Linked DNA regions of Homo sapiens: regions 1, 2 and 3 are each linked to region 4. The links are chromatin loops, found by intact Hi-C in ENCODE. Cell type or tissue: heart right ventricle. All regions are shown on one strand.

Region 1 (5,000 bases), 120 kb after region 4:
GTCAGCGGCTGCAACCCCTGGGCAAGATGGGGCCTGGCCTCCTGCCCTCTGCAGGGTCATAGGAGTGTCTGGGAGCTCAGGGTCAGGGCCAGATGGCTGTTCCTGGGGCCTGGGGCTCCAGCTCAGGATGTTTGGGAACAGGAACTCTTGGCTTGGAGAAGCCCATTACACCACAGGAGGCCTGAGATGGTCGGTCTGCGGGGAGCAGCTCAGACTGGGGGTGGCAGAGCAGCGTGTGGCTGTGTGTGGCCAGGTCAGGGGAGAGTGGCCAATGCTGGGCCCTCTCTAAGGAGCCCGAGGGCCACAAGGACCGTGGAAGAGGTCTTGAGTGAGGGAGTCGGGACCTTGTGGCTAGGGGTCTTGCTTGAGGATGCTCTCTGCAGCCACAAGGAGATGCCCAGGCAGGACCAGGTCAGGAAGAGGCTGGGGCAGAGGCCCAGGCAGGAGGTGGGTGGGCTGGGTGGGGATGGGAGTAGCCAGGGTGAAGGTGAGGACAGGGAAGGGGCCCCCCTGCCTCCTGGCTTCCCTGAGGGCGGGGCTGGCCAATCCCAGCGGCAAATGTGTGCAGGGAGGAGTGGGGTCCAGGTTGGAGCTTTGGGAGCCCTTGGAGGCAGCAAGGCAGACTCACCTCTGGGACCCAGCACCCAGCTTGGGCGTGCAGGTGGGGGCTCAGAAGTGAACATCGTGGGGCTTTGAGCAAGACTCTCTGGGATCCAGTCTCAGCTTCCATACTTTGAAGTCAAGGAGTGGACCTGTGCTGTCTGTTTGCTCTGGGGTCTGGGCAGTCCTGTTGTTTGGGTAGAGGCCTCAGAGGGCCCTAGGGACAGACTGACCCAGGTCTGAGCCTCTTGGGAGCGTGCGGATGGCCGGGCTCAGACAGGCCTGGTTATGGGTTTGACTTACAAGGGGCACACGCGCACTCTGGTGCTTCCTGGCATTCAGAAGAGAAGAGGGAGTTCAGACATCAGGCCTTCCTTCTCCCTGGGAAGGATGGCAGGTGCCTGGAGCCAGGCCTGTCTTGAGAGCCAGGGCTCTGGGTCTTCCTCCTCCAGTGCCCTGTTCCAGGCCTTCAGTGCATAAAGCACTCCCCTCCTGGGGTCTCTTCAGGGCTCCCCGGGATGCAAATGGGACAGGGAATAGGATCCCAGGTTTGAGGAAACCAAGGCCCAGAGAGGAGAAGTGACCTGCCCAGAACCACAGGACAGTCAGGGCACACCTAGGTTTCAACGGCAGGCTGCTATGAGCCCCATCATGTCAGTTTGTCTCAGGCTTGGCAAGGTGGTGCAGCACTGCTAGGCCCCCCTCTTCTTCCTCAGGGTGACCAACCAGCAGCCCTGCTGTTTAAGAGTCCCTTTCGGCAGAAAACCCCTTATTTGAGTGACCAGGAATAGACCCCTGATTATATTGGTGGGCAGGCTATGGATTTCATGGGCTTCCCAGTGCCAGAGACCTGATTCAGGCACTTCTCTAAGCTGAGCATCTACTGTGTGCCTGGTAACATCTCTGTGCTGGTCACATCACAGAAGCAAGAGCCCCTCATGGTGTTCTTAAGTCCTAACTCGGAATAACAACAGGTCAGAGCCCCCCAAAGCCCAGGCACAGGCCCTGAGCCCCTGGACACTGGCGTTTGTGTCTGAGAGGGGGTGAGAACACTTCTCTGTAGGAAATGTCTTCAGCCCAGGATCCAGGGGTGGGGGGAACCTCGACCATGGGGTGGGTTGTTCCTGCCACTGTGGGATCAATGTGGCTACAAGACCCGGGCAAGGGATTCCTCATCCAGGCCTGTGTGCTCAGGAGAGTGACGCTTCCCTCATGGGGAGGTCGGGGTGAGGGTGCCCCTGCCAATCACCAAAGAGCCCTCTCCAACACAAACCCAATGGGAGGAACCTGGGGTGTCCCAGAGAAGGGACCCAGCCCAAGCTTCCTCTGCCCCTCAGGCACCAACTGCTTCTTGCTCAGGGGGGTCCCCCAAGGGTTTAGGGACAGAGGGAAGGTCTCACAGTGCTCTGGGTGGCAGACTGGCAGGGGGCAGCTTGTCTACCACCCCGGGCCTGGAGACTAGTTGAGGCACGTGGCCACCTGGGCCGCCTCTGGGCTCAAAGATCAGAGAACCAGTCCTGGGCGCAGTGGCTTGTTATAGAAATCTGTTTAATGGTTTAGGAATGTGTACACTCTGGCTCTGCCAAGTTTCCATAAAGGCAACTTTTCCATGTTTTAAAAAATAGATTTGGTATAAAGATTTATATATTCATAAATAGGTGGCATGAAAAATTACCAAATGCAAATGGAATACTTGCGCTGACTGAAGCCCTGTTCACCCCAAGTCCAGGCCCTGCAGGGGTCCGAGGGTCTCTGCTGGAGGAGGCCCCAACTCCGGCAGCCTCTTAGGGAAGAGAAACTGAATTAAATGTGTATTAGGAACCCCTCCAGCTCCTTAAGCCAGCGTCGCACTGGCCCCACCGAGGCCTCAGCCCACCTCCCTCTGCTTCCCCCCGCCACCTCCACCATTGCCCCCTCCCCTGCACTCTGGCCCCTGACCCCACCTGTTCCCACTCTTTGGCAATTTATCAACAAAGGAAGAGATGACACTGTTCTCCTTCCGCCCCAGAGCCCGGGCTGCCGGGAGAGCTTAGCCTGCCAAGGGGAGGAAACAAGCCGGCTTTGTTTTGTCTCACACACTTCCCCGTCTTCTCTCCCAGCCCAGTTTTAAGGGCCGGAAGGGCAGTGGGGCCCCCTCCTGGTGGGATACAGCAGGGCAGGAGCCCCTGCAACCCCAGGTACAGGTCTTGAGTCCCTGGACACCGGCTTTTGTGCCTGAGAGGGGGTGGGAACGCTTCTCTGTAGGAAATGGCTTCAGTCCAGGATCCAGGGGTAGGGGAACCTCGACCATGGGGTGGGTTGCTCCTGCCAGGGGGTACTAGGGGCAAGGCCCCAGGGTGGAGCCAGTTCTGGGAGCTGTGTCCAGCTAGGCATCTGTGACCCCAAATGGCATGAATAAAAGGGCAGGTTGCTAAGAGCCAGGGGAGGGCATGGGGCAGGGAGACCAGGTTGGCCCAGACAGGACAGAGGTGCTCCAGGGACAGGGTGCTGGAGTGAAGCCAGGTGGAGCGGTGGAGCTGTGGAGCCTTTGAAACATCCTGAGGGCCCAGGCCTGCCACAGGGTGACCTGGGCAGAGGAGAAGCCCAGAGGACAGCAAGGTGCCCAAATGAGGTCAGGGCTTCTGGGGTGGAGGGACGGGGGGCACAGTGGCGGCGGGGGAAGGAACGTTGAGTCCCAGGTGAGCCTGCCTTTCCAGGCCAAGCCCTTGGAGTGAGGGTGCTCCTGCCTGGGGGGCGAGAAGTGGAAGTGGCTCACAGTCCAAGGTGACAAATGAACCCATCACCGGTCAGCTACCATCCCTGTGAAGGAGCCAGGGTGGAAGGCCCTGTCCATGTCCTCCCTCCCTCCCTAAGCCCTGAGGAAGGTAACAGCCCCACCTGTGAGGCCCCAGCCTGGAAGCAGAGTAGGAGAGCCGGGCTTCTTAGAGGTGGGCAGTGGGTGGTGGTGGGCAGTACTGGTAAGTATGCTTGGGTGGCTGGGACTTGCCCTGGAACTGGGGCTGAAATTCAAACGGGGAGGCCCAGGCCTTTGTTCCCAAGACCCTGTGAATGCTCCCTGTTCCCCCAAAAACAGAGGGGCTCTGCAAGGACAGGCTTCATGGGATTTCTCTTTCAGAGTGGGCCTGCAGTGAAAGACCAGCTCAGCCCCTTCTGACCATGTGACCCCAGAAACTTCAGCCCCAGCAGAAAGGTTGTGAGGCTGGAGGAAGGCACTGCCCACGGCACATCCAGTCCCAGCGGGGTCTGGGGGCACCCCTCAGTGCCAGGCACTGTCTGCCCTGCAAGGGGAGCCCAGGCACTGCAGTGGAGGCGCAGGGGCAGAGCCCAGACCCCACTCAGCTCCACTCTCACCCCTGCCACAAGCAAAGCTGCTGAGAAAGGGAGCCAGGCAGCCTCGCCTCTGGCGCCCCCCAATCTGATGCACCCAGACTCCCCTCAATGCAGGTGCTAGCCCCTCAGCTCCTGGCAGCCTTCCTCCCCTGCAGAACCAGGCTCAGCCATTCCACAGGTAGCCTCCCTGCCCAAAAGGAAGCCTGGCAGGTGAGATGCTGGCTCCACCACCAGCATCAAGCCCTGCTTGTCTCAGTCTCAGCAGAGGAAACCCTGTCCAGGCCCCAACCCTGCCTCTTGGGTCACCGTGGCACTGCTGTAAGGCCTGCTCTTGCCCTATGGCCAGGCCTGCCTGGAAAGTGCTTAGTGCAGAGGGCAGGGAGGCATGGGGGAGGCCTCTCACTGGCCCAGGGACTGCACTGAGCCATGCCTGGCCTGCCCCTGGGAGCTAGACCACAAACCGACGCAGCCCTGCTCGTGGGTCCAAGAGCTGCTTACTTCTGGGGGCACCCATGCTGAGGGGGCTGCGAGGCAGAGCTGGGCTGACACAGACGGACTGGGATTGGCTAAGGAAGATCACCTGGCCCCTCCAGCCCTAGCCCTGGCTCTTTTGTCACTGTGATACCTCTGAGCCACATGCCCAGAGGACAATGCTGCTTCCCACATCCCCCTACCCCACTTTTGCCTTCTAACCTTGGTGCCCAGCTCAGGGTGAGGCAGTTAAGGGTCCAGGGAATAAAATGGGCCAGGCCAAGGACCGCCAGGGCCTCTCCTTTTTTGTCTGGGAGACTCGATTCCATAGACTGGGACCCACGCTCGGCTGGCAGGATTCCTGCTTGTGGGGTAAGGCTGGGTGCCTTGCGGTGCCCTCTCATCCCTGAGCCTCAAGGATGCAAGCTTCTACTTGGACCTTAAATGTCCACTTTCTCATCTCATTCCCCCACCTGCCAGACTTCTGAGTGCTGGCACTGAAGGATTAGCTAATTTTGCAACCTGAGTGGCAAAACACTGGGCCCTGAGCCAGCAGACAGTCCCCACCTAGCTGTGGGCCGTGACCCCACCTAGCTGTG
Region 2 (5,000 bases), 84 kb after region 4:
GTTCGAGACCAGCCTGGCCAATATGTCGAAACCCTGTCTCTACTAAAACTACAAAAATTAGCTGGGTGTGATGGTGCACACCTGTAGTCCCAGCTGGCTGAGACGCTGAGGCATGAGAATCACTTGAACCCAGAACACAGAGGCTGCAGTAAGCGAAAATCCCACCACTGCACTCCAGCCTGGGTGACAGAGTGAGACTCTGCCTCAAAAAAAAAAAAAAAAAAAGGTTCCTGTAACTTGAGGGTCCTAGGGACTACTAGTTACTAGTAACTAATTAATCCCTTGATTGATGCCTCTCCGTAAAGGTTAGAGCTTTATTTTCTGATAGAAGCCTTGCAGTTACTTGAATTTGAAAATTTCCTGTTAAGATATATGCACAAAGTCTCCTCCTTCAAGATGGGAAGCCTACATGTGAGCCCAGGAGTTCAAGATTACAGTGAGCCATGATTGCACCACTGCACTCCAGTGTGGGCAACAGAGCAAAACCTTGTCTCTTAAAAAAAAATCGTAAAGGCTCATTAACACTTTTCCCTTTGAAAGTGAGCTAGATAGACTTTATGACTCACCAATAAACAGAGTGTGGCAGAGTTGCTGGTGCAGCTTCTGAGACCAGGTCATAAGAGGCCTGGCAGCTCCCTCCTTGCTCTCCATCAGATCCCTTGCTTGGGGGAAAGATAGCTGCCCTGTGCAGAGAGCCACACGGAGAGTCACCGAAGTCTCCTGTCAATGGCCAGCAAGGAACTGAGGCCTCCTGCCAACAGCCACGACTCACATCTCAAAAGCGTCTCCTCCAGCCCAGGCCAAGTCCTCTGATGCTGGTCTCACTGGGCTGAGATCTTGACTGCAACAGCCAGAACCACCCAGCTAAGCCACTCCCAAGTTCTTGACCCACAGAAACAAGTGAGATAATAAGTAAATAAATGTCATTGTTGAGCTGGGCATGGTAGCTCACACCTGTAATTCTAGTGCTTTGAGAGGCTAAGGCAGAAAGATCACTTGAGCTCAGGAGTTTGAGAACAGCTCAACCTTCGGAGACCCCATCTCCAACAACAATAACAACAACAAATTAGCTGGCTGTGGCAGTGCATGCCTGTGATCCCAGCTACCTAGGAGGCTGAGGTGGGAGGATCTCTTAAGCCCAAGGGTTCCAGGCTGCAGTGAGCTAGGATCTCACCACTGCACTCCAACCTGGGTGACAGAGTGAGACCATGTCTCTAAAAAATTTAAAATAAATAAATAATTAAAATTAAAAATGCTATTGTTTGAAGCTGCTAGTTTTGGGGGATGGTTTGTCATGGAGCAGTAATAACAAATTTCCTAACAGAGACTCATGCTCCATCAGAGCATAGGGGCTACGCACATATGTCTGTGGCAGATTCTCGCAGTCCTCCACGCTACCCACTGAGCTGTCACAGGGAGCGCTGTGGCAGGCTTGTATGTTTACCAGTAACCATTGGAGCCCTGACAATAATCACTAGCAGGTTGGAAGGAGTACAAGGGTTCCCAGGCATGGAGCCAGCTGAAGGGGCACTCGTGGATGCAGAGATACAGGGGTCAGGGGAGTGCATACTTTTTCAGGCCCTGGGGTGGGGGTGAGGGGATAGGGTGCAGGGGCCCAGATAGTCAAAAGGCAAGGAGGTGCTGGGAGGGGCACCGCTTGTGGCCCAGGCTCCAAGTCCCCCATGCATGCCTACAGTCCCATCAGACTTCCCTTACAAAATACAAATTTAAAGATAAAATTGTTATGAATTTCAAGACAGCAGCCACAGAGCTTACAACCCCAGGCACAGGGCCCTTCTGAGCAGGGAGTCCCCTGCAGCTACCCCAGCCCCATGCCCACAAAGCCAGGCCTAGATGCATAGAGAGGCGGAGAGGGGCAGTCATCCTACAAGGTTTCAAAAAATAGGAGAATCGAACATTTATGCATAGACTTCACATCTTCCACTCTCCTTTAGCCTTTTTTCTATAAGAGCTTCTTTGGGATTGTTCAGATGGCCTGCAACACATTAAAAATGTTTTCTGGGAAATTCTAACTAATGTCCTCTCTCTCAACTTCTGGCAAAAAAAAGAAAATCATTCCATTGACCTTAATTTGCTCTCCCCACGGCAAAAAATGTCCTGTAATTTCACACTGTTTCCACTGGGTGGCAAATGCTGTCCCTGAGAGGAAAAATGAATGGTAAACGGTTCCAAAGCGCCTCCAAGCATGAGCTCCGGGAGTCCAAGTTTAACTTCTCCGAATGAACCCCTGCCCCCTCACGGCCCCTGCCGTGGGTATTTGCCACATCTTCCCATCATCTGTGCTATTACCTGTGTTAAAACACACACACACACACACACACACACACACACACACACACACACACACACGTATACATTTAGAAGAAGAGAAGCCTTTATTTCCTGTAAAAGGTGCCAGCCTACAAGGTGGCCATCTGCAGGCTGGGAAGTGTGCCAATGGCCGAGCACTTTGAAAGAGGAGGGGTTGGGGCAGGAGCTTTATGCTGACCTGTCTGGCTAAACATACATATTCAACTGGCTACAGGAGGAGCTATGAATATTCATAAAGGCACTGTGCCTCCTATCTGTAATCCTAGCATTTTGGGAGGCTGAGGCAGGAGGATTGTTTGAGCCCAGGAGCTAGAGACCAGTCTGAGCAACATAGTGAGATTCCATCTCTACCAAAAATACAAAATTAGCTGGGGTAATGGTACGTGCCAGTGGTCCCAGCTACTTAGGAGGCTGAGGTGGGAGGATCACTTGAACCCAGGAGGTTGAGGCTGCAGTGAGCCAAGATTGAGTCACTGTACTCCAGCCTGGGTGAGAGAGCCTGTCACAAAAACAAAGAAAAAAATAGTCATGGCCGGGCGCAGTGGCTCACTCCTGTAATCCCAGCACTTTGGGAGGAAGAGGTGGGCAGATCACAAGGTCAGGAGTTCAAGACCAACCTGGCCAACATGGTGAAACCCCATCTACTAAAAATACAAAAATTAGCTGGGTGTGGTGGCACGCGCCTGTAGTCCCAGCTACTTGGGAGGCTGAAACAGAAGAATCGCTTGAACCCGGGAGGCAGAGGTTGCAGTGAGCCAAGATCACGTCACTGCACTCCAGCCTGGCAACAGAACAAGACTCCGTCTCAAAACAAAAAAAAAGAGTAGTCATTAAGGTGTTCCTAACACATTCATATTGAACAAACACTTAGGTGTTCCTAACAAATTCATATATGACCCATGTTTGCTCTGGGGTGGAGACTGAACATATAAACATATTACAGTTAGGCCCTATATGTCAAAAGGCTTTTCAGGACACAAAGGCACTCTGTGCGCAACCTCTGTAAACAGGCTGGGGTGGACCATGGTCAGTGGTCTTCTTATCTGGAGAAAGTTATTGAAATCAGTCTCTTGCAGTTATGGCTGGTGGAACAGGAGTTGGGGGTCAGTTAGTCACATCTGGTGGAACTGCAAATTGTTTCAGTATTGCTTATCTCAAGGCCAGTGTTTGTTTAGCTGCTAGAGAAAAAGAAAAGCCTTGTGGCAGTGAGAACAGGTTCATTCTTTAAGTGTGGGGTGACTGACTTAACCCTTGCCTGGCATGGCCTTAGGTTCTGTTTATAATTTAGCGTCTTATTTGCCACAAAGAGTCGGTCATGTCAGTCTTACTATCTCTATTTTGTCTATCTCTATTTTAACAGTAATGCTGGTCAGTTGTTGTGTCTGAAGCACAAAAAGGAGGAGGTATAACGAGGCTTCTGACCTCCTGTCCTGTCGTGGCTGGAAGCTCAGTTTTAAAGTTTTTCTGGGGTCCCCTTGGCCATAAAGGGGTCCATTCAGTTTGGCAGGGGCTTATAATTTTATTTTTAGTTTACACTTAATATTTTTCTTAGAATCAGTTCTCTTTTTAAATGTATATAAATGTATTTTAAGAAAGAAAGTTTGTATGCTCGAATTTAATTGAGAAACCAGTCTCACCTGTCATACACACAAACTAACATCACAATAAGTTCATAGCAAATAAAGCATCATCATTCATTTCTGACCAGATACAGCCACTGAGCTGAAGGGCCAGACAGCAAGGCTGAGAGGCAGGTCGAAGTCCCATGGTTAGGGCTTTCAGCTGGGGAGGGGTATCTTTGTGCCAAGCTAGACTGTGTTTAATCCTTTTAATCACAAGAGACAAAAATCCTCAGACACGAGAAGGTACGTCAAAGGGTGTGAGGGCCCCCTTTCTTTTCTTTCTTTCTTTCTTTTTTTTTTTTTTAAGACAGAGTCTTGCTCTGTTGCCCAGGCTGGAGTGCAATGGTACAATCTCGGCTCACTGCAACCTGCGCCTCCCAGGTTCAAGCGATTCTCCTGCCTCAGTCTCCCGAGTAGCTGGGATTACAGGCGCGTGACACCACGCCCAGCTAAATTTTGTATTTTTAGTAGAGAGACAGTTTCATCATGTTGGCCAGGCTGGTCTTGAACTCCTGGCCTCAAGTGATCCGCCCACCTCGGCCTCCCAAAGTGCTGGGATTACAGGCGTGAGCCATCACGCCTGGCTGTCAGGCCCCCCTTTCTTCCCTGACAGTGTGCCAGTGGCCCCTGCCCATGATGACTTCCACAGTGCCTGCTGTGGCCAGACCCCCAGCAAAGCACCTGTCAGGCTTATCTCACTCTTTCCTCACAGCAGTCTGGGAGGTGGGGTCTTTGATTTTCCCCATTCTGCAGATGAGGAAACTGAGGCAGAGATAGGCTAAGACTATTGCCCAAGGTCACAGAGCAAGTAAGTAGCAAAACCAGGTTTCAGAGCAAGGCAGGCTGCTCCACAGGCTGGCTCAGAACAGCCGGGGTGACGGAGACCTGCATCTGCAAAGATCCAGCAAGCAGAGGCTCTGTTCCAAGGGGGTCCAACAGTGGCAGACAGGGTTACCCATTTCCTGTTGGTTGCACACAGGCTAAAAATGCTACCTAATAATCACTGCCTCTTAATCCCCTCTGCTTCCCATGAGAAGGAAAAATTGT
Region 3 (5,000 bases), 110 kb after region 4:
TGCTTTCTTTCCTGGAGTCCCATGGACACTGGGTCAGCACTGCCTGGACCCCTACCCAGCTGTGCAGGTGCTGTTTTACCCCTGCAAGGCTCTCGGTCAGGACCGAGCCTCCTCCTTCAGCTCTTGCCCAACTTCGTTGCACCAAGACAGAAGTTTATGAGCATGCCCAGAAGAGGAACCAATATGGCCTGGGGGCCCTAGAGTGGTCACATTCCAAGACAGAAAGTGGGTGGTGGCCACCAAGGCTGGAGGAGAGGGCACACGGGGAGTTTGGTGGGGACAGAGTTTCAGTTTGGGAAGACGGAAGCATTCTGAGATGGATGGTGTTCATGGTGGCACAGCAGTGTGAATGTGCTTAAGGTCCCTGCACTCTCCACTTTACGGATTTTATGGATGCTTAAAATTAGGAAAATTAGGAGTCTTTTGTAGTTTAAAAGTGTGATGATTGGCTTTTCTTGCTCTTGTGTGAGTGAGGTGTGCTTCTCTCAAAATACTATGTTCTCTCATAAATACTATGCCATGTATGGTTTGTTTTGGGGGTTTATTCTTGAGACAGGGTTTCGCTTTGCCGCCCAGGCCGATCTTGGCTCACTGCAGCCTCTGCGTCCTGGGTTCAAGCGATTCTTCTGCCCCCTGAGTAGCTGGGATTACAGGCATGCGCCACCTTGCCCAGCTAATTTTTGGATTTTTTTAGTAGAGATGGGGTTTTGCCATATTGACGAGGCTGGTCTTGAACTCCTGACCTCAAGTGATCCACCCGCCTTTGTCTCCCAAAGTGCTGGGATTACAGGCTTGAGCCACCATGCCCAGCCCATGCCATGTATGTTTTACCACAATACATAGTAATAATTTTGTTTTAAGTAATACAGCAATCTCTGTAAGCTCCTTTAGCCAAAGACAGTCACTATTAACACACAGTTAGTCTAAGCATCCCAGCTTTTCTCTTTTCTACCTCTGGAAAAGATACATTCCTAGAAAGTAAACACACCAGCGTGAAGTCACGGAGGGAACAATGGGGCTCGCCATTGCGGTATTTCCTTCTGGTGTCCTTCTCCGAACAGTTGTATATAGTTGAGATCATAACCACACAAATTATCTAGCCCAACTTTTTCCCTTCTTTAAAAAATGGAAATAGCTTTATTGATTTTCCTGGCTATATATAACTAATTCATGATCATAACCAAAAATTTTTCTCTAAAACTGCAAAAAAATTAGGAGCCTTTTGTAGTTTATAAGTGTGATGATTGGCTTTTCTCATTCTTGTGTGAGTGAGAACTTCTTTTCTCAAACCTTGTTATGATGTCAGCACATTACCTACCAGACATGAAAAATAATAATAAAAGGCCTAGGCCATGCGCGGTGGCTCACTCATGTAATCCCAACACTTTGGGAGGCTGAGACAGGCAGATCACGAGGTCAGGAGATCGAGACCATCCTGGCTAACATGGTGAAACCCTGTCTCTACTAAAAATAAACAAAATTAGCCTGGCGTGGTGGCGGGCGCCTGTAGTCCTAGCTACTCGGGAGGCTGAGGCAGGAGAATGGCGTGAACCCGGGAGGCGGAGTTTGCAGTGAGCCGAGGTGGCGCCACTGCACTCCAGCCTGGGTGACAGAGAGAGACTCCGTCTCAAAAAAAAAAAAAAAAAAAATAATAATAATAATAAAAGGCCTGAAATTGAAATCCAGCCCCCTCCAGAGACAGATTTCTTCCTAACTTTGACTGAATATCCTTCCAGGCTTTCTCCCCAAAATGTGTGTGTATATATACATATGTGGGTGGGTACGTGTGTATATACACACCCATATATTTAAATATATATTTACGATTATTTTATTTATGAGAGTAATTGAGAACATATTTTCATGGTTCATCTGTTTCTACTTAGTCAATTTTTTTTTTTGAGACTGAGTCTCACTCTGTCTCCCAGGCTGAGAGGCAGTGGTGCGATCTCAGCTCACTGCAACCTCGACCTTCTGGGCTCAAGCTAACCTCCCATCTCAGCCTCCCTGAGAAGCTGGGACTACAGGAGCACGCTACCATACCTGGCTAATATATTTTTGTAGAGACAGGATTTTGCCATGTTGGCCAGGCTGGTCTCGGACTCCTGAGCTCAAGTGATCCACCCACCTTGGCTTCCCAAAGTGCTGTGATTACAAGCGTGAGCCACCATGCCTGGCCTACTTAGTCATTTTTAATTTTATTGTATTCATTCATTTTATTTTTATTAATTCATCTTTTATTGAGGAACATTTAAGTTTGGGTGTGAAATTGCAATGATAAACAGCTATTCAGCTTATTTCACTTACTGGCATTTTCCAATCAATAGTAGAATTCCAATCACTACTTCAATCAAATCCTTCATGAAGATCATTTCTATGTCACTCCTTTTCTGGGATATCTAGGTTGTTTCCAAGTCCCCCCTGCCCCCACAAATGGCATTATGTCTTAGTTTGTTTGTGTCTCTATAAAGGAATACCTGAGACTGGGTAATTTATAAAGAAAAGAGGTTTATTTGGCTCACAGTTCTGCAGGCTGTTCAGGAAGCCTGGCGCCAGCATCTGCTCCTAGTGAGACCTCAGGGAAGCTTTCACTCATGTTGGAGGTGAAGGGGAGCTGGTGGGTCACACGGTGAGAGAGGGAGCAGGAAAGAGGGGAGGGAGTTGCCAGGCAGCTCTTTTTGAAAATCAGGTCTCTTGGGAACTAACATAGTGAGCATTCACTCATTATCTCATTAGTGTGAGGACTGCACCAAGCCATGAGGGGTGCGCTCCCATGACCCACCTTCCACCAGGCCTCACCTTCAACATTGGGGATCACATTTTAACATGAGATTTGGAGGGGTCAAATAGCAAACCAGGCCAGGTGCAGTGGCTCACGCCTGTAATCCCAACACTTTGGGAGGCCGAGGTGGGCGGATCACCTGAGGTCAGAAGTTTGAGACCAGCCTAGCCTGGCCAACATGGTGAAACTCTCTATCTCTCCTAAAAATACAAAAATTAGCCAGGCATGGTGGTGGGCACCTGTAATCCCAGCTACTTGGGAGGTTGAGGCAGGAGAATCGCTTGAACTTGGGAGGCAGAGGTTGCAGTGAGCTAAGATCACACCATTCATTGCACTCCAGCCTGGATGACAAGACTGAAATTCCGTCAGAAAAAAAAAAAAAAGGAAACCATAGCACATTGTATTTGAATTCTTTGTACATAAAAATTTTTCCACATCTAGATGTGTTTTCTTGGGACAGAATCCCCAAAGTTGATTTGGGAAAAAGTAAAGTTTGGCCAAGTGCAGTGGCTCACACCTGTAATCCCAACACTTTGGGATGCCAAGGTGGGTGGATTGCTTGAGGCCAGGAGTTGGAAACCAGCCCGGCCAACATGGCATAACCCTGTCTCTACTAAAAATACAAAAACCAGCTGGGCGTGGTGGCACACACCTGAAATCCCAGCTACTCGAGAGGCTGAGGCACGAGGCGGAGGGAGGTTGCAGTGAATCAAGATTGCACCATTGCACTCCAGCCTGAATGACAGAGTGAGACCCTGTCTCAAAATAAATAAATAAATAAATAAATAAAATAAAGTAAGTTCATTTGGAGAGTCAAAGTTCAGATGCATTTTCTTTGTTTTTTGTTTGTTTGTTTTTCTGAGACAGAGTTTTGCTCTGTTGCCCAGGCTGGAGTGCAGTGGAGCAATCTCAGTTCACTGCAACCTCTGCCTCCCAAGTTCAAGCGATTCTCTTGCCTCAGCCTCCTCAGTAGCTGGGACTACAGGTATGCGCCACCACACCCAGCTAATTTTTGTATTTTTGGTAGAGATGGGGTTTCACCATGTTGGCCACGCTGGTCTCGAACTCCTGGGCTCAAGTGATCCACCCATGTTTGCCTCCCAAGGTGCTGGGATTACAGGCATGACCCAACATGCTCGGCCCCAGATGCATTTTCTTTTCTTTTTTTTTTTGAGATGGAGTCTTGCTCTGTTGCCCACGCTGAAGTGCAGTGAGTGATCTCAGCTCATTGCAACTTCCGCCTCCCGGGTTCAAGTGATTCTCCTGCCTCAGCCTCCCGAGTAGCTGGGATTACAGGCACTTGCCACCATGCCCGACTGATTTTTGTACTTTTGGTAGAGACAGGGTTTCACCAGGTTGGCCAGGCTGGTCTCGAACTCCTGACGTCGGGTGATCCACCTGCTTTGGTCTCCCAAAGTGCTGGATTACAGGTGTGAGCCACCTCACCTGGCCCCCAGATGCATTTTCAATAGCAAGAATTTTCCCTCTTCCTTCTCATTCCTCTCCCCACCCCACTTAAAATAAAGTTGGCCCTAAAGTGCTGGATGAAGAAAGGAAAAAAGTCAGCAGGGCAGAAATCATCATTACAAATACTCTGGAGTGCAAAGAATTGACCCTGTGTCTGAATGTCCCCTGGAAAATAAACATTGGCATCCGTGTATTAGTCAGCGTTCTCCAGAGAAATGACCAATAGGAAGCGTGTACAGAGAGAGTTGAAGGAATTCGTTCACATGATGATGAAGGTTGGCAAGTCGAAAACCTGCGTGCTGGACCAGCAGTCTGGAGAGCCAGGGACACAGAATCACAGGTCAAGTCCAAAGGCTGTTGCTGCAGATCCCCTCTTGCTCAGGGGAGGTCAGTCTTTTTGTTCTTTTCAGGCCTTCAACTGACTGGATGAGGCCCACCCGATTACAGAGGGCAATCTGCTTTTCTCAAAGTCCACTGTTGAAATGCTAATCTCATCCAAAACACCCTCACAGAAACACCCAGAATAATATTTGACCACATATCTCAATACTAGGGCCCAGCAAAGTTGGCACACAAAATAACCATCACAGTCTGTAATGTTTGTTTGCTTAATCATATACTTGGCATGGCCGGGTGCAGTGGCTCTCTCATGTAATCCCAGCTCTTTGGGAGGCTTGAGGGTCAGGAGTTCGAGACCAGCCTGGCCAAGAGGGTGAAACTCCATCTCTACTAAAAATACAAAAATTAGCTT
Region 4 (5,000 bases):
CAGGGAGACATACACCAGAACAGAATTCCAGGCTGCGGGCTCACAGCCTCCACACTGCTGACAGTTGGGGCAGACCATTCTTTGCTCAGGGGACAGTCCTGTGCATTATGGCATGTTTAACAGTATCTTACTAGATGCCAGTGGCATCCCACTCTCAGTCGTGCCAACCAAAATGCCTCCACACACAGCCAAGTGTCCCCAGCAGACACAAGCCCCCTGAGTTAAGAGCCCTGGTTAAGAGTGGAATGGTGTAAGGGAATGTTTGTGCTCCTCCAACAGCCAGTCCCAAACATGCGCTAATGTCATTTCATCCTTAACCTTGTGTGGTTGCTGTCATCTCCACATTACAGATGGGGGAAATGAGGCCCAGAGTTCTGACGCAATCATCCAAGGTCTCTTAGAAAATACGTTGTAGAACCAGCATCCAAACCAGTTCTGTTGGGCTAAGTGGGGCCCCTCCGCTATGCAATACTATCCTTTTAAAATAAGAGCTCATTCCCAGACACAGAATCTTTCTAGAATCTTACTGGGTTACTAGCCAACCAATATTTACTAATAAGGTATACATACATGATCTATGGCCTAATTTGAAATTGAAGATGATTACCAAAAATAATTATGCTGGGCTTACAGTAAATAATCTTATGCTATTAGTTTCTGGCAAAACCAGACATACAACTGGCCTGCTGAGCTGACCCGTTCTCTGTCGATGACCATAGGCTATGTCATGGGTATAATGGAGCGGCCCACACACATGGCCTCAGGACAGCTGCTGCCTCCACACCTGCACCCCCTGGGTCCCACTGTGCTAGCAGTTTACACACGTCAGCTCCTGTGATCCTTAAAACAACGCTCTGAGGTAGGAGTAATCACCCCCATTTCACAGAGGAGGAAAGTGAGACTCAGAGAAAGTAGGTAACTTGCTGGTAAGTGGCTGAGCCATGATCAAAGTGTTTTGGTCACCAAAGTTCTTACATGTGAACCCCTGCACTGTACAGCATTGTACATGACGGGGCAGGTTATAGAGAGGGGAGGCTAGGTCCAGTGCGGTAGCTCACGCCTGTAATCCCAGCACTTTGGGAGGCTGAGGCAGGTGGATCACTGTCAGGCCTCTGAGCCCAAGCTAAGCCATCATATCCCCAGTGACCTGCATGTATACATCCAGATGGCCTGAAGCAACTGAAGATCCACAAAAGAAGTGAAAATAGCCTTAACTGATGACATTCCACCATTGTGATTTGTTTCTGCCCCACCCTAACTATCAATGTACTTTGTAATCTCCCCCACACTTAAGAAGGTTCTTTATAATCTCCCCCACCCTTAAGAAGGTTTTTTTGTAATTCTCCCCACCCTTGAGAATGTACTTTGTGAGATCCACCCCCTGCCCCCAAAACATTGCTCTTAACTCCACTGCCTATCCCAAAACCTGTAAGAACTAATGATAATCCCACCACCCTTTGCTGACTCTCTTTTCAGACTCAGCCTGCCTGCACCCAGGTGAAATAAACAGCCTTGTTACTTACACAAAGCCTGTTTGGTCTCTTCACACGGACATGTAAGACAATCACGAGGTCAGGAGTTCAAGACCAGCCTGGCCAAAATTGTGAAACCCCATCTCTACAAAAAATACAAAAATTAGCCTGGCATGGTGGCATGCGCCTGTAATCCCAGCTACTCTAGAGGTTGAAGCAGGAGAATTGCTTAAACCTGGGGGGGCAGAGGCTGTAGTGAGCCGAGATCGCGCCACTGCACTCCAGCCTGGGCGACAGAGCAAGACTCCATCTCGAAAAAAAAAAAAGAGAGAGGGGACCATGTCCTGGCTTCATTCTGCTGGAAACAGTCATGCCAGGCAGGCCCAAATGGTTGAACTTCTTTTTCCTCTCACAGTAAAATCCAAAGCGGGGCAGGTCCCATGGTACGCTCCCCCAGGAGGATCATGGGTTCCTCCTTGGGACTGTAGGACGAAGGAAGCAGCTAGCAAAGGCGTTCGCTCAAAGCTACTGTGTGCAATAGGTATGCTGGAGGGTCAGGCTGGAGCGTGGGGTGGGGTAAGACCCTCTGAAAGTTTACTCTCTGTCACTGTTGCCTCTCAAGAGGTTCTGATGCTACGAGAAAGTGAAGGTGATCAGGAAGGACAAGCTGTAGGTGAAGTATCATTTTCAAAAAGTCATTTAAAACTGCAAACTGCCAAATGCGGCAGCTCATGCCTGTAATTCTAGAACTCTGAGAGGCTGAAGCAGGAGGATTACTTGTGACCAGGAGTTTGAGACCAGCCTGGGCAACATAGCAAGACCTTGTCTCTACAGAAAATAAAAAAAATAGCCAGGTGTGGTGGTGTGCACCTGTAGTCTTAGCTATGCGGGTGGCAGAGGCGGGAGGCTTGCTTCAGGCTGGAGTGAGCTATGATCATGTCACTTACACTCCAGCCTGGGTGAGAGAGCAAGACCCTATCTCAAAAAAAAAAAAAGTGCAAACTGAAAAGTTAATAGCACTTTCTCAAACTGAATTGACACCAACCCAAGAGCGCGAGAGGAGGATGACGACTGGCACCTGTGGAACTGAACTGGAGGCTCTGACTTACGGGGTTTTTGCCCCCTTCTCTATGAATGCTGGTTCCAGCTCAGAAAAGACCAACGCACGCGCTTCTGCAGAGTAGCCAGGAGAGGGCGCACAAGACACGTGATGGCAAAAAAACGAACAAAGTCTGAATTTTCTCTAAAAAGAAAAAAAAAGGGGGGGAGTTCACCCCATATTACTCTTTTTTGGAACAAAGCAACATAATTTTACCAAAATATATGCTGAGCTTTCAATCATCAAAACATATTGATATAATATTTAGTTATGATTTACCAGTATGTATAAAGTCCAGTTCATAAATTGTGGTAGATCTTATAAAGCAAAATAATTAAATCCCTGTTTGGCCACTGAGCTGTGTGGGATTAGGAAAGTTACTTAACCTCTTTGAGTTCTTTTCCTCACTGAAAAAAATGGTAACTATGATAACCACCACAGCCACCACCACACCACAGGTTGGCTGAGTGGGTCAGAATTTGGTCTGAGAAGTAAGTGATGTGTCACACGGGAAGTGCCTGCACCCAGAGGGGCTCAGTCAAAAAGGGTTCCCTTTCCTCATTCCCTTTACTAGATGTTTTTGTAAAAATCTGTAGGAAAGCATTTATTAAAAGCAGCATCTTCTTAACAAACACAATGATGACATTTAATATTCCCATAGGCTTCCTTGGATTTTGGAATCAAACAGAGCTGGGTTCAAGTCCAGGCTTCACATTTCCTAGCTGTGTGATCTCAGGCAAGGTAGCTACCCTCTCTGGGCCTTTGTTTCCCCCTGTACTATGAAGCCAATTCCCCTGAGTTTCCTGAGGTGGCTGTGAGGATGAAATGAGGTGGCACGCAGCAGGGTTGTCATTAGGAGCATCCGCTTATGGCCGTTCTGGCCACAAGACAAGCAGGAGCTGCTGGGAACAGGGCAAGCAGTGGGTACCGGCAAGGAGCGGCATGACGGCCAGCTGGATGGAGAAAGCGCTCTGCTTCCTGGGGCCTGTCAGCGTGGGGTCTGCCTCTTCTTCTGCCAGGGGCTTCTTATGTCTCCTCTGGATTTTCCTTCTTCCCTCTGAATCTTTCCCTTTAACTGTGAAATCAAACAAAGGAGATGAGCATTAAGAGGAGACTGTATCTGAGCTGCCATATGTGGACCTGAACATGCTACAGAGATTCAGGAAGGTTCTGGAAGCTCCTAGAAGGCAGGGGTTATTCTTTGTGTGACTGCCTCTTCCCAGCAACCAGAAGTGGTGGCTAAATATAGATGGCAGGCCCGTTGCCAGTTATATGTAGTAATAGGGTGAGGGCCTCTCATTCCCCGCCTCTGCTAACTGAGAACACAGACAGAAGAGAACTAAGGTCATCATGACAATGATGCCATAACACACTCAAGGCTCTCTTCCAGTCAGCTCTTAATGTCAGTGCAGGGTGGACGGTGGGCTTTTTTAAGAGACCCTGCTCTTAAACAAACAAAAGCCCACAGTCTGAGCCTCAGTAACCTCACCTGTTATATGAGGGCAACAGCACCTGCCTTCTAGGACACTGAGAAGAGGAAATTAGCAACGCTACATAAAACACTCAGCTCAGTGCCAAGCTCAGACCAGAAGGAAAAGGAGATGAGAACACATATAAATCTACGGTCATCAAGACAAGACCAATGGGACAGACGAGAAAGCCCAGGAACAGACCCAAACACATAGGGGAACCTAACAGATGCCAGAAGTGGCATTTCAAATCAGTGGATAAGTTATATTGATTATCCATATGGGAGCAAATTAAGTTATTGAATTACTTCACGGCATATACAAAATGAATTCCAGACTAAAAGTATAAAACAAAAACTTTAAAATCATCAGAAGAATATCTAGGAGACTATACTGACATCTGGATGAAGGATTTCTTTCTTTTTTTTTTTTGAGACGGAGTTTCACTCTGTTGCCCAGGCTGGAGTGCAATGGCACGATCGAGGCTCATTGCAACCTCTGCCTCCTGGGTTCAAGTGATTCTCCTGCCTTAGACTCCTGAGTAGCTGGGACCACAGGCGCGTGCTACCACGCCCAGCTAATTTTTGTATTTTTAATAGAGATGAGGTTTCACCATGTTGGCCAGGCTGGTCTCGAACTCCTGACCTCAGGTGATCCATCTGCCTTGGCCTCCCAAAGTGCTAGGATTACAGGTGTAAGCCACCGCACCTGGCCTCTTTTTTCTTTTTTTTAAGAGGTGATGTTTCGCCCGAGTGTGGTAACTCACTCCTGTAAACCTGGCACTTTGGGAGGCTGAGGCAAGTGGATCGCCTGAGGTCAGGATTTTGATACTAGCCTGGCCAACATGGTGAAACCCCATCTTTACTAAAAATAAAAAATTAGCCAGGTGTGGTGGCGGGCATCTGTAATCCCAGCTACTTGGGAGGCTGAGGCAGGAGAATCACTTGAACCTGGGAGGCA

The links. A loop is a pair of places that touch in the nucleus more often than their neighbours do. Peaks named below come from ENCODE experiments on the same cell type or tissue, not always from the same donor. Only the 100,000 strongest peaks of a DNase experiment are listed, where the experiment ranks them.
Region 1: a loop joins it to region 4, with 7 times the contacts of the local background. A loop is called at or near these places in 36 of 110 quality-filtered maps.
Region 2: it touches region 4 in a loop (8-fold over the local background); 22 of 110 quality-filtered maps call a loop at or near these places.
Region 3: a loop joins it to region 4, with 2.6 times the contacts of the local background. A loop is called at or near these places in 32 of 110 quality-filtered maps.

What each region holds. Positions count from the first base shown.
Region 1 is chr3:129,085,442-129,090,441 of GRCh38, forward strand. RAB43 (RAB43, member RAS oncogene family) reads right to left here. Exons shown (of 3, transcript NM_198490.3): 3 at 2,131-5,000. It overlaps ISY1-RAB43 (ISY1-RAB43 readthrough), which reads right to left. Exons shown (of 13, transcript NM_001204890.2): 13 at 2,131-5,000. Among named protein-coding and RNA genes, the nearest start is that of GP9, 27 kb to the left of the region's middle. RefSeq lists an enhancer at 3,009-3,553. In heart right ventricle, no CTCF peak of the experiment used is centred here; DNase peaks (open chromatin) are centred at 2,032 and 2,661; H3K27ac peaks cover 1,490 bases.
Region 2 is chr3:129,051,406-129,056,405 of GRCh38, forward strand. It overlaps a transcript of GP9 not described here. Among named protein-coding and RNA genes, the nearest start is that of GP9, 6.9 kb to the right of the region's middle. RefSeq lists an enhancer at 2,370-2,419. In heart right ventricle, a CTCF peak has its summit at 2,130; DNase peaks (open chromatin) are centred at 789, 1,496 and 2,346; H3K27ac peaks cover 2,850 bases.
Region 3 is chr3:129,072,879-129,077,878 of GRCh38, forward strand. LOC124906368 (small nucleolar RNA U13) reads left to right here and starts at 1,217; the gene lies at 1,217-1,324. In heart right ventricle, no CTCF peak of the experiment used is centred here; no DNase peak of the experiment used is centred here.
Region 4 is chr3:128,967,788-128,972,787 of GRCh38, forward strand. It overlaps CFAP92 (cilia and flagella associated protein 92 (putative)), which reads right to left. Exons shown (of 16, transcript NM_001394090.1): 8 at 3,500-3,646. Among named protein-coding and RNA genes, the nearest start is that of CFAP92, 24 kb to the right of the region's middle. In heart right ventricle, CTCF peaks have their summits at 2,670 (motif pointing right) and 2,876; a DNase peak (open chromatin) is centred at 3,834; H3K27ac peaks cover 1,654 bases.